Regions from separate parts of the Homo sapiens genome. Here regions 1, 3, 4, 5 and 6 are each linked to region 2. A link is a contact called in ENCODE Hi-C or POLR2A ChIA-PET data. All regions are on one chromosome and are shown on one strand. The core of a region is the stretch at or near the end of the contact, and the rest is flanking DNA. Distances in the headings are between cores, read along the strand shown. Region 1 overlaps MARCHF1 (membrane associated ring-CH-type finger 1). Region 2 holds the start of TMEM192 (transmembrane protein 192). Region 3 holds the start of NPY5R (neuropeptide Y receptor Y5). Region 4 overlaps MARCHF1 (membrane associated ring-CH-type finger 1). Region 5 holds the start of TMA16 (translation machinery associated 16 homolog). Region 6 overlaps MARCHF1 (membrane associated ring-CH-type finger 1).

What was found. A loop is a pair of places that touch in the nucleus more often than their neighbours do. ChIA-PET counts read pairs that join two places held with the same protein, here RNA polymerase II (POLR2A). Pooled maps may share reads with other maps.
Region 1: a map with no recorded cell type shows a loop between it and region 2 (7-fold over the local background). The contact joins the enhancer-like site here to the promoter of TMEM192 in region 2. A Hi-C loop is called at or near these places in 2 of 37 single-sample maps with no recorded cell type and 2 of 50 pooled maps.
Region 3: a loop to region 2 is called in a map of ascending aorta, with 5 times the contacts of the local background. The contact joins the promoter of NPY5R here to the promoter of TMEM192 in region 2. A Hi-C loop is called at or near these places in 1 of 168 maps with a recorded cell type or tissue (ascending aorta) and 2 of 50 pooled maps. POLR2A ChIA-PET finds 5 or more read pairs at or near these places in 2 of 52 experiments (WTC11 and activated T-cell).
Region 4: a loop to region 2 is called in a map with no recorded cell type, with 4 times the contacts of the local background. The contact joins the enhancer-like site here to the promoter of TMEM192 in region 2. A Hi-C loop is called at or near these places in 1 of 37 single-sample maps with no recorded cell type and 3 of 50 pooled maps. POLR2A ChIA-PET finds 5 or more read pairs at or near these places in 1 of 52 experiments (OCI-LY7).
Region 5: a loop to region 2 is called in a map of B cell, with 9 times the contacts of the local background. The contact joins the promoter of TMA16 here to the promoter of TMEM192 in region 2. A Hi-C loop is called at or near these places in 5 of 168 maps with a recorded cell type or tissue (B cell, CD8-positive, alpha-beta T cell and naive thymus-derived CD4-positive, alpha-beta T cell), 4 of 37 single-sample maps with no recorded cell type and 16 of 50 pooled maps. POLR2A ChIA-PET finds 5 or more read pairs at or near these places in 3 of 52 experiments (CD4-positive, alpha-beta memory T cell, activated B cell and activated CD4-positive, alpha-beta memory T cell).
Region 6: a loop to region 2 is called in a map of naive thymus-derived CD4-positive, alpha-beta T cell, with 6 times the contacts of the local background. The contact joins the enhancer-like site here to the promoter of TMEM192 in region 2. A Hi-C loop is called at or near these places in 2 of 168 maps with a recorded cell type or tissue (both naive thymus-derived CD4-positive, alpha-beta T cell) and 16 of 50 pooled maps. POLR2A ChIA-PET finds 5 or more read pairs at or near these places in 1 of 52 experiments (WTC11).

The regions. Positions count from the first base shown.
Region 1 is chr4:163,662,620-163,665,439 of GRCh38, reverse strand. All of the region lies in intron 5 of MARCHF1 (membrane associated ring-CH-type finger 1), which reads left to right. Among named protein-coding and RNA genes, the nearest start is that of TMA16, 170 kb to the right of the region's middle. RefSeq lists an enhancer at 1,142-1,221 and a silencer at 1,832-1,881. Within about 2 kb of position 1,444, at least 4 of the 41 ENCODE cell types and tissues checked have a DNase peak (open chromatin) inside an H3K27ac peak, as active enhancers do.
Region 2 is chr4:165,111,610-165,114,568 of GRCh38, reverse strand. TMEM192 (transmembrane protein 192) reads left to right here and starts at 1,709. Exons shown (of 6, transcript NM_001100389.2): 1 at 1,709-1,822. The coding sequence starts at 1,796. RefSeq lists enhancers at 1,354-1,413, 2,194-2,433 and silencers at 1,537-1,735, 1,904-2,163.
Region 3 is chr4:163,342,396-163,345,203 of GRCh38, reverse strand. It overlaps NPY5R (neuropeptide Y receptor Y5), which reads right to left and starts at 1,312. Exons shown (of 4, transcript NM_006174.4): 1 at 1,204-1,312. It also overlaps a transcript of NPY1R not described here.
Region 4 is chr4:163,590,372-163,593,120 of GRCh38, reverse strand. The region is part of intron 7 of MARCHF1 (membrane associated ring-CH-type finger 1); the gene reads left to right. Among named protein-coding and RNA genes, the nearest start is that of TMA16, 97 kb to the right of the region's middle. Within about 2 kb of position 1,285, at least 4 of the 41 ENCODE cell types and tissues checked have a DNase peak (open chromatin) inside an H3K27ac peak, as active enhancers do; they include OCI-LY7, where a contact is called at or near this core.
Region 5 is chr4:163,493,090-163,496,017 of GRCh38, reverse strand. TMA16 (translation machinery associated 16 homolog) reads right to left here and starts at 1,328. Exons shown (of 7, transcript NM_018352.3): 1 at 1,214-1,328. The coding sequence starts at 1,216. It overlaps LOC124900805 (a long non-coding RNA gene), which reads left to right and starts at 794. Exons shown (of 2, transcript XR_007058354.1): 1 at 794-856; 2 at 1,122-2,928. RefSeq lists enhancers at 752-901, 932-1,071, 535-1,437 and a cis regulatory region at 2,719-2,928.
Region 6 is chr4:163,549,086-163,551,829 of GRCh38, reverse strand. All of the region lies in intron 8 of MARCHF1 (membrane associated ring-CH-type finger 1), which reads left to right. Among named protein-coding and RNA genes, the nearest start is that of TMA16, 56 kb to the right of the region's middle. RefSeq lists enhancers at 1,176-1,675, 1,676-2,177. Within about 2 kb of position 1,374, at least 3 of the 41 ENCODE cell types and tissues checked have a DNase peak (open chromatin) inside an H3K27ac peak, as active enhancers do.

The DNA.
Region 1 (2,820 bases), core at 195-2,694, 1.4 Mb after region 2:
AGATGGAAAGACTAGACAGTTCCTCTAAGTCATCCTGCCATAAGAACATCTGAACTTGTAGGCCATAGCTAATGAAGTTCTCACCCAAAGCAAGATCCCATTTTTGGCAGCATTTTCGGCATCTCTCTTCAATCATATCCTTGAAAGAACCTTTTACGCAATTAAAAAACATTGTAATTTGCATTTGTATCATTATTTTAGTCTACATTACTAAATATTATGACATCAAGAGTGACATGGGAATTTTCCCATATACTAAAATTCAGAGACAGAATCAATTTGCCTTAATTCTGTGGACTGTTCTGAAATTGCTAGAATCAGAGCCATAGCATTGTGTCCAGTAACCAACATTAAGATAGACCCAGCGGAATTACAACCTTTGTGTGCCTTAGACACTTTTACCTTGGTAGACCCCTCCTCCAAAAAAATATTAAAATTGTATTTTGTGACTATTTTAGCATATAGCTAAATATAATCTAATCTGGGTTCATTATGATATGTTCATTTTTATTATATTAATTTTTCTAATTTTAAAATTAAAATCAATATGCTTTCTTGGGCCTTTGAAAATATCATAGGCCCTAAGCCCTATGTATACTGTGCCCACTAAATATATTGACCCTGCTGATAGAATGTCTTTATTGTAGCCTATGGTTATTAAAAAGTAATTTAATATGTTTATAGACAAATTTATAATAAAATGGGGAGTATCTTTGAGAGTTTATTTATAATGCTGATTTATTCTGTCCTAAGCCCTATATATAATGTGTCCACTAGATAAATTGACCCTACAGATACAATGTCTTTATTCTAGCATGTTAGGAACTTAAAACATGATTTTTAGATTCAAATCCCCTCCTTACAGAATCTGGCTTGTTCCTAAGTAAGTCTGAGGGCAGCTGAGTTCTCTGTAGGTGGGGCACTGACTGGCTAGGGTGTTGGGGAAATCTCCTCCATTTCTTCAAAGAAAACATTTTAAGTTTCATCTCTTTTATATTTAAGCATTCTTTGTCATGTTTAATTTGGAAAAAGGGGCCTCTCTGCCTTAGAATTTTTTTTGAAAATCATTGATATGAACTGCATACATTATTTTAAAATAGTATCCAGTTACTGTATTTCAAAGTATCTTTTCATTAACTTGATCTTCTGTATACATCTGGGAATGTACTGAGCAATCTGTTCTCAGCAAAATCATTATATATGCTGTGAAAATTACATGTGGGAGTACATTTATTATTTTCTCAGGAAAAGGCAAATAGAGATGGTCTTACACATGTTCTTTGCTTTAAACTTCTTCCTGTTTGTTTCTTAAACATTTTGTCAGGCTTTTACAGCATTGAAAGTGCCTTTAGATTCCATTGCCTATGAAAAATAGGGTAGTGAGAGTACTCGGTTTATTTTTCAGTGTCCAACCTCCAGTTAGACAATGCAAATTCATGTATCACAGCTGATTGCATTTGTCAGCTGTTTGATGTTTTTGGCAGTTTTTTTTTTTTAGCTGCCCCATTTTTTCAAGTACATGAAAGCTTTGACATAACTGTGTTAATAGCTCAAAGTTCTGATAAACAATCTAGTAGTAAGAGGCTAATATTAAAGCCTAAAGATTTTTAGTTTCTATCAATTTTTATATACTTGATTCTCACTTCTGAATATGAGATCATAGATATTAGCATGAGCTTATAGATATTAGTCTATGTTGAAATCAGAAAGTTTCAGACATAGAAGAGATCTGGGGACACAGCATGTTGGAGAGAGCACCGCGCCAGGAGAGACGTGGCCTTAGCCCTGCCACCTATTGCTCACTCTTGGGTTAGTCATTTATCCTCCACAAGCTTCAGCTCCCTTGCCAGTAAAACCCATGATTGCAAAGATGAAAATAAGACAATTAGAGACAAGCAATGTTGCAGACGAGATGATCCAAAATCATTCAGAATATAAAAACATAGAAATGCTAGATAAAAATATAACAAATGTCCTTATTTATACTCAGCTGTGCTAGGAAAAAGAAAAGAAAAATCTCCAGCAGTGAGAAAGGAAGAGAGAAACATAAGCCAGAGAAATTGGCCTGAGAGCTGACAGTGTGGCTGCCCTGGGGGGTGGTCAGTTGTGATCATCTAGTGGCAAGGGTGTCAGTGCCCAGGCAGAAACAGAAGATAAAGCAATGGGCCTGAGTGGGATGTACACTTAAACAGCCCTAAATCTAAAAAAAAAAAAAAAGATGATTTAAAATACTATAGTCTCTGTGTAAGCATCCACTAGGAAAAAATATCCAACTATCCACACAGAGAGATAAAAAGAAGCTTGACTTTTTATTTTGGCCTGAATTCTGTGTATACAAGAAAAAACAAATTCTCTGAGTAATGTAATCACAGACTTATATTACACTCCAGTTAGAAGGTTAAATTTGTATTGTTTGCATGACCTGGGAATCCCCTAGTTAAGAAACATTTTTTTTTTTCCAGGCCAATAATAACCCGTGGCAAACAAACACAATCTCTCTGAAGAAGGGGTGAGGTTACTGTAGTGCAGACAGTCGCATCCTTAGTGGTGATAAGACCTTGACTCCTCTTTCCCATATTTGCCTCGGAATGCCGGCCTTAGCGTGTGCCTTCAAACAAGAGATTGTACGATTTTTTTTTTTCTCAGTGAACTGACAAAACAGAAAGAATAGCTGCAGAATTGAGAAAATTTTCCCAAAAACAATCCGGCCTGAGTACCCTAGAGGGAAAGCCACCACTAGCCGGAGACACACATAGACCTAATCAGCTTTTGAGTGAGTGTGTAATACAACTAATATCCAGAGATCAACAGATATTTGAG
Region 2 (2,959 bases), core at 460-2,959:
CGGATCACAAGGTCAGGAGATCGAGACCATCCTGGCTAACACAGTGAAACCCCGTCTCTACTAAAAATACAAAAATTAGCTGGGTGTGGTGGCGGGCGCCTGTAGTCCCAGACCCTGGGGAGCCTGAGGCAGGAGAATGGCGTGAACCCGGGACGCGGAGCTTGCAGTGAGCCGAGATCGCGCCACTGCACTCCATCCAGCCTGGCGACAGAGCGGGACTCCATCTCAAAAAAAAAAAAAAAAAAAAAAGTATGTGAACACACACACCCACACACAGAGCAACCAAGACAAAAAATGAACAACTAATGAATCAAGTGTGAGGGGTACATGGATGTTCATTGTATTAATCTTTCAACATTTCTGTAGGCTTGAAAATTTTCAAAATAAAATGCAGAGAAGAAAATTTGCACGTCTAGAAAAGGCTTGTGATAAATAATTCATAGAATCTCAGGATTATGAGACCAGCCTGGGCAACATAGTGAGACCTTGTCTCTACGAGAAAAAAAAGAAAAAGAAAAAAGAAGATCACGTGGAGTCTTACACCATCTCTTCCTTCACTAACATTTGCGTAGTTTTATCTCACACATCCTAAACTGGATCACACTATACTCAATGTACAAATAAGCATTAGAATGTATGAAAGTGGGCAAGACGCGGTGGCTAAACTTGTAATCCCAGCACTTTGGGAGGCCGAGGCGGGCGAGTCACCTGACCTCAGGAGTTCCAGACCAGCCTGACCAACATGGCTAAACCCTGTCTCTACTAAAATACAAAAATAGCCAGGCTTGGTGGCACGCGCCTGTAATCCTAGCTACTCAGGGGGCTGAGGCAGGAGAATGGCTTGAACCTGGGAGCCGAGATTGCACCACTGCATTCCAGCCTGGGCGACAGAGCGAGACTCCGTCTCCGCCGCCCCACCAAAAAAATGTATGAGTGTATATATTCTAACTGATATCAAAGTTCTCTCCGGGAGCTGGTAACAGAAAATTTCTTTCCTTGTTTGCTTACATTTTTACAATCATGAGCTTTTTAGAAAATGTCATTGAAGTTTTTTCTCTTTTTGAAATTCAATTTTAAAAGAAACAAGGGCCCAGTGGCTCACGCCTGTAATCTCAGTACTTTGAGAGGCTGAGGTGGGAGAACTGGCCAGGAGGCCAAGAATTCGAGGCTGCAGTGAGCCGAGGTCGTGCTAGGGCACTCCAGCGTGGGCGACAGAGCGAGACTCTGTCTTAATAAACGAACGCCGTAAGCATTCCGAACTGCTTTGTTTCCCATTGGAGAAATCTGTAAATATGTCATGGAAATTGGAATCTTTATTCTGCTCCTGTCCCTCTGCTGGCGGAGTAGGATTTTACCGCTGGTTCTACCTAGGCGTAGAGCTGTGTCTGCAAACAACCAGGCAAGACCGAAAAAAGTTAATGTTCTTAAAATATGCAAGTGGAGCCCGAAAATAGTTAAATTCTTGGACTAGGAAGGCATCCTTAAATGCTCAAGTCTCTGGGTAAGAGCGCACCGAGGGGCTGCGGCCAGAAGCCCCAGGAACCGAGGTGGTTCAGGCGGTAGCCACCGCCCACAGTCCAGGTCTTCTGGGCCGGCACACCCCTCCCACCATCTCAGCCAATCGGAGCTAAGGGGGCGGGGATCGGGCCAGCCGGAGGCGGGGCGGACGCAGGAGGGGGTGTGTCTGGGGAGGGGCCTGGCAGGTCCCAGAAGGTGGCGAGTTTCGCGGCCAGAGGCTTACAGGTCCAGGTGGAGAGGCCGGGCTGGCCAGGGCTTCGGCCTCCGGCGTCGGGAAATGGCGGCGGGGGGCAGGATGGAGGACGTGAGTGCACGGAGGCGGCGGGCGGTTGGCCCCGGAATCCGCTTTTTCTTGTGCCGGGGCGCACGGGGCGGAGACTCAGAGAGGGAAGCCACCCTTGGCGACTGCGGCCGCGGCCGAAGGGGGCGCCGCCTGTGCCCGGGGAGGCCTGGGCGCGGGGCTTTGGGAGGGCTCCAGGCGGCTGTGGGATCCGCGACACGTTGGCTCCGGGCTAATTTTCCCAGTGGAGGCTGGGGTGGGCTCCTGGGCGGTGGGCGCGCGGCCCCCGGGGGTCCCAGGCTGGCGCCCAGCCCACGTGCGGGGTACGTCTTTGATCCCGGAACTGGCAGCTTCACGTGATGCGCGCCTGGCCTGACAGCCCTTCCTCCCCGCGAGTCTCCGGGAGCCGGGCCGATGGGTTCCGCTCGGACGTCCCAGGGGCACAGGGGGCGAATCTCCCTTCCTGGTGAGGTCCCTTGCCTTGGCTCTAGAGGCTGTGGACTTGGAGTGACAACGACGCTCGGGCCGGGCGCCAGCGTCCCGCAGACCTGTCGCTATCATGGCCTGGAAACCCACACGAGAGAAAAAGTGTCATGTGTTGTTTTGAATCTAGCATGGTAGGAATACAAAGGTTTTTAAATCTTTGATAGATTCAAACCAGATTACCAAAACAAAAACAAAAACAAAAAAACAAAAAACCAGTGGCCTAGTTTACAGCGTGTATAGTACAGAATGGTAGCATAATTACAAAAATCTTATTTCTTTGCTTCAGTATCGTAAGGTGTTTTTAGGAGAAACATGTATGTATGCTGAGAGTTAACTGGATTTTCCACTGGCAAGTAATAAAATTTTTGCTCTTGAGAAATGCAAAGTTGACAGTTACTGTAAAGCACTAATTTGGGTTAATAAATTAGTAGGAATATTACTGTGATCCTATCACTGAATGAACTGCATCAGGAAAAGGAAGAGAAACATGAAACAGTTCCAGCATTACGGTAGCTTAGATTCTTGTGCAGTAACCAGTTAAATAATCTTGATGAAATAAAGACCAAACAATTTCTAATGAAACTAAAATTTTCTATTTTTTCCAGTTGAGAAAATGGAAAATTAACTGTAAGACCTGTAAGTAGATTTGAGACTCATATATATTTAAAGCAAAAT
Region 3 (2,808 bases), core at 63-2,562, 1.8 Mb after region 2:
TTAAAAGTCTGACTTGTACATTTAAATAAGGTTTCTTTGTTTGAATAATTTTTTGCTTTATGAAAATACACATCATTCTTTTCACAAAGGATGACAATCACACAAAAGAATAAAATATATGTAATTCTTTTTCCTCCTGCAATGATACAATATCAACTATTGTCTGTTTTGCTGTGATCGTGGAACAGCAGCATGATTCCATGTTCTCAAATATTCCCATGGTTTGTTCTTAAAGCCAGAATCTGGCACAATTTGAATTGGAAAGATAAATACAGCTCTGCTCAGCTGACAAACACACAGGCATGCACCACCCTCCCTTCCAAATTCTAACAGCAGAGTTTCTCTTCCCTTGAGAAATCTGAAATCTAAAATTGCATTCGGACTGCAAAATTCTGCTGAAAGAGCCTTAGGCTATTTTCCATGGTCTAAGGTAAAATCGTTTTGGCTTTGGTCCAACACAACGCCTCAGTTCCTTTAAAAGATTAACTAAAGGTCTGTGAACTTGGAAAAAAGAATTCCCGTTTCTGGAATTCGAGTTCTATGGATGTTTGTTATTGCTCGCATTTGTTATATGAAGACACCTCGCAAACAGGAGCGCAAACCTTAGAGCGCAGCTGCCTCCCGGGCTCGGGTCAGCGCTGGACCGCGCGGCAGCTGGACGGCCTGAGTGGCGCCCCGCGGGCTGCGCCCCCGGCCTCGCCAGAGACCCGCTAGGGTTGAGCCCTGACCCGGGCACCCCGCGGGCTGCTGTTCCCAGCTCCGGATGCCAGCCGGGCTGCAGCCAGAGCGCGTCCAGCCGGGGGCAGCGCTTTGTCCATCCCCCGCCCCATCCCCAGGAGGCTCCTTCGCGGATCCCCGACACTCTCCTCCCGGGTTCGGCCCGCGCCTGCTCCACCCGGGTGAGTTGGGAACCGGAGGGACCTGCTCGGCACGAAAGAATTCAGCCCAGTACCCTCTCCGCTGTCTCTTCACTCCTGACAAGTGCCTGTTCCGCCACCCTAATCCCCATTTTTCCAGCCGCGCTCCCTTCACCTTCCCCACCCCGCTCTCTTGGGACCCCCGACAACGCCCTGGCACCAGAGACGGGTGCGGGCTCCCAGGGACCTGCGCAGACTCGCAGCCCGCGCGGGGACCCGCCACGGCCCCTCGGTGCAGGCCTACCCGGCGCGAAAGGGGTTGGCAGGGAGGGGCGGGAGCCCGTACCTCGGGGCGCCCCGGCCGCTGCAGGCCCTGGGCTCCCGGGAGCGCGGCCCAGCGCGATCGCTCCTGCACCCCGGCGGTGGCGGCAGCAGCGGGAGCAGGACCTGGAGGCGGCGGTGGGGAAGAGGGGGCGGGGGTTTAACGGCGTCTCGAGAACACGTGACTGTTCCGGGGACCCCCGAGACCCTGCTCCAAGGCGCCTGCTCCGCGCCAGCCTCTTCCAAAGCCGGGGGCCGGGGGCGTCCCAGACCTACGCCGCTGTTTGGGCGCTCTAGGGAGAAGCCACAGGGCCCCGGGATGTCGTCCCTTCACCCTGGCCTCGGGTCCCAGGCCGACCAAGTTAACTTGATGGGCAAATCGAGTTTTGCCGGTCCAGCCCTCAACCCTGTGTAGTGAACTCTGAGAAGTCTTGGACTGGTGTGAGGATGGCTGTGCCCCTAAGTTCTTAGTATTCCTGAGAACAAGCTTCGACTCTCAGGTTTTATCTTTGTTTGGGGTGGGGGACGGTGGGGGGTGGTGTGGTGATAGAAAGAAAGAAAGAAAAAAGACAAAACACTGCTCTTCCTTTGCACCTCTTTGAAGTAAGGAAGAGTGGAGGTGGGGAGGCTGACCCAATGTTCAGGAGAGGCAACAGCGTCTGCGGTAATGAGCCCAGCAGAATAGAAGGGAAGTTTCCCCACTCCAAGGAGTGGCAGCTGTGGGTGTGGGCAAGTGGCAGGAGCAGGGGAGTGAAGCTGAAATGAAATCAACGCTGCTCAAGACTATATTCAATAGCAAAGAGAAGACGAAGGGCTAAAAACGAATTGTCACAGGTTAAAAAAAAAAAAAGACGGGAAAAAAGCCCACACAAAAGAAGAAGAGAAAACCTGTCCTTCTGTTCCTTCCCAACATGATTTCCATCCCTAATGTTTCCAAATCTGTATTGCGCAGGTTTGCTTTATTTTTAGCTAATCATTAGGTGGCAGGTACTTTAGGCGCGCGCGCGTGTGTGTGTGTGTGTGTGTGTGTGTGTGTGTGTGTGTCTGTGAGAGAGAGAGAGAGAGAGAAGGAGAGAAGGGAGAAAAGAGACATTGGGTAGATGTCCATGTGTCTTTGGACATAGCTTTACCATGAGAAAGGGTGTAGTTATTGTACCCTTTAATACTGAGAACTATTATGTAACAGACAGCATCTCCTGCTGAGTAGAGTCGTGTGGGATAAACCGAAGAGAACTGTACCCCTTGGGAGCAATGTGACTTGTAATTCTAACATCTGGGGCAGACATCACTGTTACAGAAGAGGTCAAAGAAAATTTTTTGTGTCCCCTTTCTGCTGGATTTCAGCATTCAATACTCAGGGGATCTGTATAGATTGCTATTTCATCAGTCAAAGAGTCATCCAAGAGCTTTTAAAGAACTCAAGTAAACACAGTTCCTGTTTTATTCTTCTGTGTGTTATTTCTGAAATATTAATATATTCTCCCCAAAAGCTTAACAGAATAGGCCGTCTGAGCAGGCACCTGGGATTCTGCAGTAAGGAGTAGGGGATGAAAGTGTCAAGAAGGGATGACCTTGAGAAAATAAGGCTTGTTTTTTAGACTTTCTTAACTCCACTGTCTCTGCGGTTAAT
Region 4 (2,749 bases), core at 36-2,535, 1.5 Mb after region 2:
AAGATAAATGGCACTGGGGAACTCATTTCCTTTATGCAGAAATACATGGTCCTCTGAGCTAACCAATGAGTATAGAGAGGGCAGTAAAGCGATGGTTAACAGGGAAGGGATTATCCTAAAAGATGCAATCCAGCTTTTGATTTCTCCTGATTTGGAGGATTTGGACAGTCTGAGCTGATCTTAAGATTGCTAGATATACTGACTGGGACTCCTAGGGGCTACACACATCAATAGAGGGAATGGGGGAATCTTAATGTGTTTCAAGAGCCCATGGAGACCTCTCAGATAGTCTTCAAAGAGGCTCCGGCCCACTATGAGACTGAACCACTAGGCTAGATGATAATAGAATCTCAGTGGGAATCCTCAGTCCCAAGCAGAATTTAAAGTCCTAGTATCAATGGCATCGAACCATCTCCAGAGGGGATGAGACACCCAAGAGAAGCAATTCCAATAGAATCTTCCCAATCCATTGCAGAATTCAATGTCTGTGAATTCAAATAAGACTTGGCCTCCTCTGCTTTCATTATTGACCAAGCAAGGTGATCATTATCTTCTTCTCCACTGTTTTCCATCAGTGTGATGTCTGGTGGTGAAAAAAAAAAAAATGTGGCTGATTACTTGCGACTCTTGGATCAGCTCCAGGAATAGAGTTAGGAAAGCCAGGGACATTGCCATGTCATTGTCTTTGTTGTTGATCATTCCCTACAGCTCTGTGCAGATGGTCTGAGGTTTTGACCAAGTCAGTGGTGACAAATTAGGGCATGAAATTAAACTCAGGAAGTCATGCTATGTAGCAGCTTTTTTGAGTTGAAAATATTCCTTTGAGAAAACAAAACACTTTTAAAAAATCACATATGTATGAAGAACTGTCACTCGTCTGCACATGTAAAAAAGAGTACATATTCAGAATGACAAAACTTATGATTACAAAAATGGTATTATCTGTTGGTAAAATATTTTTATTCTTATGTCATGATTGTATTTTGAACTTGAGTTTTCAAGGTATTTTAAATCTCAGGCTGAATGATGGCTTAGGATATTTATCTTCGTTTCTGTTAAGGAAACCTTAGAAATCTGGCTTATAATGCCTTTTTGTTTACAGTCCAAAATTGCTTGCTGTCTCCATGTCAATAAGAGTAGCTGCAAACAGCTGTTAGTCTGAATGATATTAACTACTGTCCATCTTGTTCTCTATTTATGAAGTATGTTACTTCTCCTTTCCACTGCAGATCAGTTTGCTTGACTTCCTCTGCTGCTCAGATAGGGTATAAAATTGTTACACCTCAATTCAGTTCCTCAAATGCAAATTAAAGAGTTCATGGTATATAAAAGGATCACAATTTCTCACTTTCACTGTAAGTGAATTTTCCCGAAACATAAACAAAACACTGGTCATTGGTAACAACTTCTGAGAATTGCCATATGATCTGACTAAGCTGGCTTTTTTTGGTCTGTGCTCTGTAAATGTTTAAATAGAAGCTTAATGAAAGCCAGTCCATTATGGTCTAGTGCTTTGCCATCTTTAGCCTGACTTCTTAACATTCTCATAACTTAAATTACTCTGAATATCAATACAAATCCACAAAAAGATCCTGCCCCCATAAAATTATTAAACATGAATTTATTCAGCTCATAATTCCAGAACTTGTGTAAATGAAACAGTTAACAAACAGCAGAGACTGTATCTGTGTGGTATAGGCTTTAAGAGCAATGACAGCTCAAAAAATAGGAGAGAGCATTGTAGGGAAGGAAAAACTAGGGGCTGTTTAATTAGGGATGTGAGTCTGAAATTTAGATGAGTCTTAATTTAGATGAGGCATTATTAAAAGAGGGAAGGTGTCAAAGGTATGAAGAACATACTTGAGGAAATTCTCAAAGACAGACTTTAATATAGAGAATGCAATACACTCAGGAAATAATCATCTGACCATTAATTTTAATAAATACTACTTTTAGTAGACTGTTATGCAGTAAAATGGGACAATAGTGGTCATAGACTGTTAATAAGGATTAAATTAAGTGATCAATTAAGTGACAATAATTAATTAATAATCATATGAAATAATTGATTATTAATAATTATTGTCACTTAATTGATCACTTACTTTAATTCTTCCTAATAGTCTATCACCACTATTCTCCCATTTTACTGATGATGAACTTGAAACACAGAGATTAAGTAATTTAACACGTATAGATGGGCGGAACTACAAATATAATGCTGATTGTATTTTCAATAGCCACACCAGTGTTTCCCAACATTTTTTACAACACGCAGAACATGATAACATTTGTGAGTCAACCAGGGTGAATGGACAACACACCCAAGACCTCAAAACTGCCCTCTAAGCTAACAGGAATCAAGATCTTGGCACAGCAATAACTTATTTGTGGCAAAACCCACAGCTTATTAGCTGTTAAACTCTGTACGATGCCACTGTGGTTGTATGTCAGAGATTCGTGGAAAATATGCCTGAATAGGTAAGGTAAACTCAAATTGTACAAGCTCATATGAAAAGAAGGTGAAGCAATTTGGGTTTATATGATTGGTGATAGAGTTCTTGAAGAGTGGCAGTATATTAAGAGGATCTAAATAACTGCATATCTTAAGAATGATTTCCTGATGGAAGGAACACAGTCTTAAAGATACTTTGTGTATCTGTTGACAATTCAAAACCACTAGAGAAATTGCTGTGGGGATGAAAAGGAAGAAGATATGAAAGACACTGAGATGTCTGATTTTCTTTGC
Region 5 (2,928 bases), core at 79-2,578, 1.6 Mb after region 2:
AGGACAACTACAGTCAAATACCAATCTATCTCCCCAATCACTCAAACACAATGAGATGTAATTGCTTTCATATTCCACTCTGAAAAGGGGAAAAAAACTAACACTATAAAGAGTTGGAAATCCCACAAGCAAAGTGACAAGCAAACACTGAATTTACACAAATGTGTACAATCTAAAGTACAAAATATGCGTCAGCAGTGGATCAAAATAAAGCACAAAAAACTCGCGAAACAACGAAAGAACCAGACTGTAAGACAAAAATGGCATACAATGAAAAGAGAAAAAAATGAAAAGAAACAAAGAGGCCACATTGTGGACACAATATCGTAACTTCTGACCAGATTATAAACTTTTAAAATTTTGCTTTTATTAAAAATTAATTGAAAAAAATTTATAAAGCATGTTTCTATGCAAGAATTACTCTCAAGAACACAACGATTACGTAAAAAATAGGCAAGAAACAACATACTGTTTCAAAATACAAATATATGTAGTAACTATAAAGAAAAGTAGTGAAATTATAAATACAAAACTTAGATAATGTTTGCTTCTTAAGGTTTCCTGAAAGTTCAAAGAAGGTAACACAGGGCTTTCAAAGGCTATGTTTTATTTCTTAAAACTACAAAATGGGTAAACGAGAATTCCTGAAACTGTTCATCTTTACACTTGAAATGTGCTTTAGTAACACTCTTTTGTATCTACTCAGTTTTTAATAAAAACAACAAAACTGCTTCAGTGCCCTGGAGCGAATGGGGGCGTAACGGCAGGATTCAGGGCACTAACGAGAGGTGAACGGACGCCGAGGAAGAGGCGACTAAGCCCACATACTGAGTCTACCCAGGCCAGAGAGGCAGAGGTGTGTAGGGCCAGCGATCTCAGAAGTTTTGCCAAACTCCTCGATGCGTTACAATGGAAAGGTGCCGGGTTTCCCCCAGGAAGTAGTGACTAGCGAGAAGTTAGGCACAAGGCAAAGAGGAGCAAGGCGACGTGTGAGCACTTCAGCACTCGGACGCGGAACTCTAAGGTCCAGGCGTTGGGCCTGGGACTCGCCTCCCAGAGGCTTCGCCCCGCACCCCGCACACTCCCTGAAAATAAACACTTTGCATCCTCCCCTCTCCTAGGTTCCCGAAACCGCACCCTCCCTCTCTGCCTGCTCAACAAGAGCCTTCCGGGGAACCAACCGAGCGGTTCGGGGGAGCAGGAGGGGGCCCACCATGGTGACGTCCTCGTGGCCACGGAGCAGCTCCGCACTCTAGACCCAGGTAATCTCACCAACCGCAGGAGCAGCAGCTCACAAGAGCACCCGGGCCGAATCCCACGTGGCGCCTGAGAAGCCCGCGCCGACCCAACCGGAACAGGAGAGGCGAGTGCGTTTCTCTAAAGCGTCCCCGTTAACTGAGACCGCGTCTTTTTCGCCCGTGTTGGGCTTTTAAGCTCTAGCCCAACGGACAGCCAGACCTGCGTGCTCGCCGGGAGCGGCGGAAGGGAGCTTGCGGCGGGAGGCTGAACTCTGCCTGGTGCTGAGTGCGAGGCTGGGGATTGGAGCCCGGGTGGAGACGCTACACGCTTCCGGCCCCAAGAGCGGAGCTTGCCCATCTGTCCCAGAGCACGACTCCAGAGCGCAGCAACCTCTTCAGACAAGAGGTTCCCTCTTGCGGGCTCCCGCATCTCAGGGGCTGGGACCCTCTCAAAAGGGCCGCTCGGTGTTGGCTCCCCGGAGCTCTTGCACGGCACAGGCTCCTGCCCTCCGCTTTTCCACGTACTAGATTACCTTGGGCAAGTCCTTTCCTGCACTGAGTCTTTTTTTGCCCTGCCCTGCCCTGCCCTGCCCTGCCCCGCCCCGCCCCTCTTCTCTTTCCTTTCTTTTCTTTTCTTCTTTCCCTCTTTCCCGCCTTCCCTCATTCCCTCTTTCTTTCTTCCTCCCGGGTTCAAGCGATTCTCCTGCCTCAGCCTCCCGAACAGCTGGAATTACAGGCCTCCGCCACCACGCCCGGCTAATTTTTTTTTTTTTTTTTTTTTTTTGTATTTTTAGTAGAGACGGGGTTTCGCCGTGTTGGCCAGGCTGGTCTCGAACTCCTGATCTCAGGTGATCCGTCCGCCTCGGCCTCCCAAAGTGCTGAGATTACAGGCCTGAGCCACCACGCCCGGCCGAGTCTTAGTTTCTTTATCCGGAAAGGCCACTTCCTCATATTCAAGGCCTCTGCCAACCCAGTTTTTGTTTTCTTCTCACAGCATGTGAGAGTCTTTGTTTCACCCATACATGTTAGAATTCCGTAGACAATGTAATCATTCAAAAACTATTTATTGAATGCCTACTGTGTGCCTGGTACTGGGGATACTCCAACAATATCCCTCACTCAGCTCATTTTCCAGGGGATGGAGGCATGTAAAAATATTATTTCAAATAATATAAGTACTCTAATAAAAATTAGCTGGCGGGGGCATGTAGAAAAGCTGTTTTACACATGGTGGTCTCTATAAAGTCCTCTTTTAGAAGTGATAATTGAGCAGAGACCGGAATTGTAAGAGAAAACTAGGCATGGGAAGAAGCTCCAGGCAGGGTGAAGCTGGTGTGCCTTGATATGTGTGTGCAGCTGTTAACAGTTGAGGGTAGTTGGCTAGGTCCTTGGCGTTTTGAACAAATAATTGGACAAAACACACAAATAAAGCAAGGCAGCGAAAGCAGAGATTTATTTTAAATGAAAGTACACTACTCCACTGCGTGGAAGCAGGCTGTGGCAAGCTGCTCAAAAGCACAGGTTGCAGAATTTTCTGGGGTTTAAATACCTTCTAGAGGTTTCCCATTGGTCTTCCACAAGTCTGATTGGTTGAGGAAGGGGACCAATCTGAGGCACTTTCATTTTTCAACTGCCACACAGAAAAAGAAGGGCTTGCAACTGCCAGGCAGCAACTGCCATGCAGAAAAAG
Region 6 (2,744 bases), core at 125-2,624, 1.6 Mb after region 2:
TCTTACACGGCAGCAGGCAAGAGAGAGACCTCATGATCTAAAACCATCAGATCTCGTGAGACTTATTCACTACCACAAGAACAGTATGGGGGAAGCCATCCTGATGATTCAATTATCTCCTACCAGGTCCTTCTCATAACATTTGGGAATTATGGGAGCTACAATTCAACATGAGATTTAGGTGGGGACACAGCCACTATATTACTGTAATTCTGAGAGAACAAGTTTGCACTTGTGTACACTTCCTGATTTGTGTCCAACAGTGAGTGCCTTAACTAGTGAACTTTACCAGCTGCCTACCACCTACCTGGCTTTGTTGTTTCCTCCCTATCATCAGTTTTGTAGCAAATTTCACTAAAGGTCTGCAGAGGTCAAATTTTTCTGCTGGTCTTTTAAAATACATTTTTAAGAGGGAAATTATTTACCATAGGCATACCTCTGAACTTAAAGATTTATTAAGGTTCAAGAGTTACTCCTCATAATTAAGAGTCTGTTGTTTAGTTCTCTCCCAGAGTATTTGAAATTGTTACTAGTATAATTAGATTTTAATAGGCTTTTATGTTACCTAAACACTAATTTGAAAAGTAAAACAAAAAATGAAAGTTTGCTTTAGTGATTAATGAGCTAACTCTGAATCATTTCAGTTCAAATAAATGAATTATGTAATTTTTTTCAGTCGACCTGAAATATTTAAATCACAGCCAGAAAACAAAACTCATTTGTTGATTACCCTTTCCTGGACTACTAATTAGTTCATGACAGGGAGTGACAAGTACTACTTCTGATATAAACTCCACGGAGGTCACCGTGCAACTCTGCTAAGTGTCATCCTTTAGGCAGGTGGTTCTCTAACTGTAGCTTGCATCGGAATCACCTGAGGGCTTGTTAAAGCACATTACAGGGTCCCCATCGCCAGAGTTTCTGATTCCGTGAGTTTGGTGTGGGGCTCAAAATACTGGGTTTCTAACAAGTTTCCTGATTGCTGCTGCATCTGCTACTGGGGAACACTGAGAACCACTGCTTCATATGAATGGGTCCTCTAGAAATTTCTCCAGCATAGCAAGTCCAAGGATTTGTAAAAGGTTTACTTATTATCCTCCAGCACAACATATCTTACTAAGGCATGTAAATAATGTGATAACCTTTACACTTGCTGTTTCAGGTATTATTTTCGCTCGTCTGCAGCAAAATCCAATATGACAGGCAGAGCCAGTAAACAATTAAAATGTGGCTTTGCATTTATGCAAAATGACAGGAAGAACCTGCACACCTGGCCGGCTGGGAGCTCCTGGGTCTGGCGGTACCAAAAAAAAAAAAAAAAAGGGCTACCGTACTAGCTACTGTTTGGGCCTGGCGCCACCTGGTGGTAATTTTTTGGTCTATCATTCTATAGATTGAAAACTCTAGGTCACGTGACTGTTACGGAAGCTGGAAACCATAGGTGAACTGTCAAGAAAAAAGACGAAATGGATTTAATGGATTTGGCAAAGTAGTCCCTACCTCCTGCTTTTTTCTTTTCTTTTCTTTTCTTTTTTTTTTTTTTTTTTTGAGACGGAGTCTCGCTCTGTCGCCGAGGCTGGAGTGCAGTGGCGCGATCTCGGCCCACTGCAATCTCTGCCTCCCGGGTTGAAGCGATTCTCTTGCCTCAGCCTTCCGAGTAGCTGGGACTACAGTCGCCCGCCGCCACGCCTGGATAATTTTTGTATTCTAGTAGAGACGGGGTTTCACCGTGTTGCCCAGGTTGGTGGCGAACTCCTGCGCTCAGGCAATCCGCCCGCCTTGGCCTCCCAAACTGCTGGGATTACAGGCGTGAGCCACTGCGCCCGGCCTGCATTTTTATGTTATACAAATAAACTGCCTTTATTCTTCACTGGTATAAAGATTTAAACAACACTTTTCTGTGGGCAGTACTTTTAAATTTATATTTTAGGACAGAATATAATGCAAGTAATTTGAATTAGAAAACCTGACCCTATCATGCAAAGTTTGATTTAACTTCATCAAATAGACAATTTCACAGAAACAATGTTTGCATCAAGTTATACTACAATTCAGAAAAAACATACAGTCATATTTTTCTAAGTGAATAATAGAGTTCTGTTGGATTTCTTTCTATTGTTTAGTGGCTTCTGCAAAAAAAAAAAAAAAATCAAAAGCAAGAACAGTAAAACAGGCACCAAAGGCCCAGGGACTGTAAAGTCCAAAGCGAGGTTCAAGACTACCTATGCAGGAAGTGCTAAGATTTTGTGAAACTACTTTTGCCTAATCTTAGCTCATCCCCCATCTTCAAGGTATAAAGGAGAACTTGAAGACTAAGGAAGGGCAGATCAGAGGGTCGGCAGTGTAGACATTGGTGAAAAGTATGGTGGTGTATGTGCTGTCGTGCGTTCCTTCTCCCTGACCTTTGGGAAACGGGAAAGGGAGCTGCCGTCTTACCATTTCCACCAGCTTCCTTGAGACCCCTTGGAGAGATAACGTCTTCTCAACACCGAGAGACTTGAGGATAAAATATTCGACTCAGGCCCAAGCAATAAGCAAAAGAAACTTTACTTCATCACTGACAAGGCAATAGTTTGTATTTTCTAGGGGGCATGTGGGAAAAACTAACATAGAGTCATCTCCAAAGCGGAGCTCAAGAATTTACAAAAAATTAGCCAGGCGTGGTGGTGGGCGCGTGTAGTGTGCCTGAGTGAGGCTGGCACTGCTGAGGCTGATCAGGGACCACACTTTGGGGACCTGAAGAG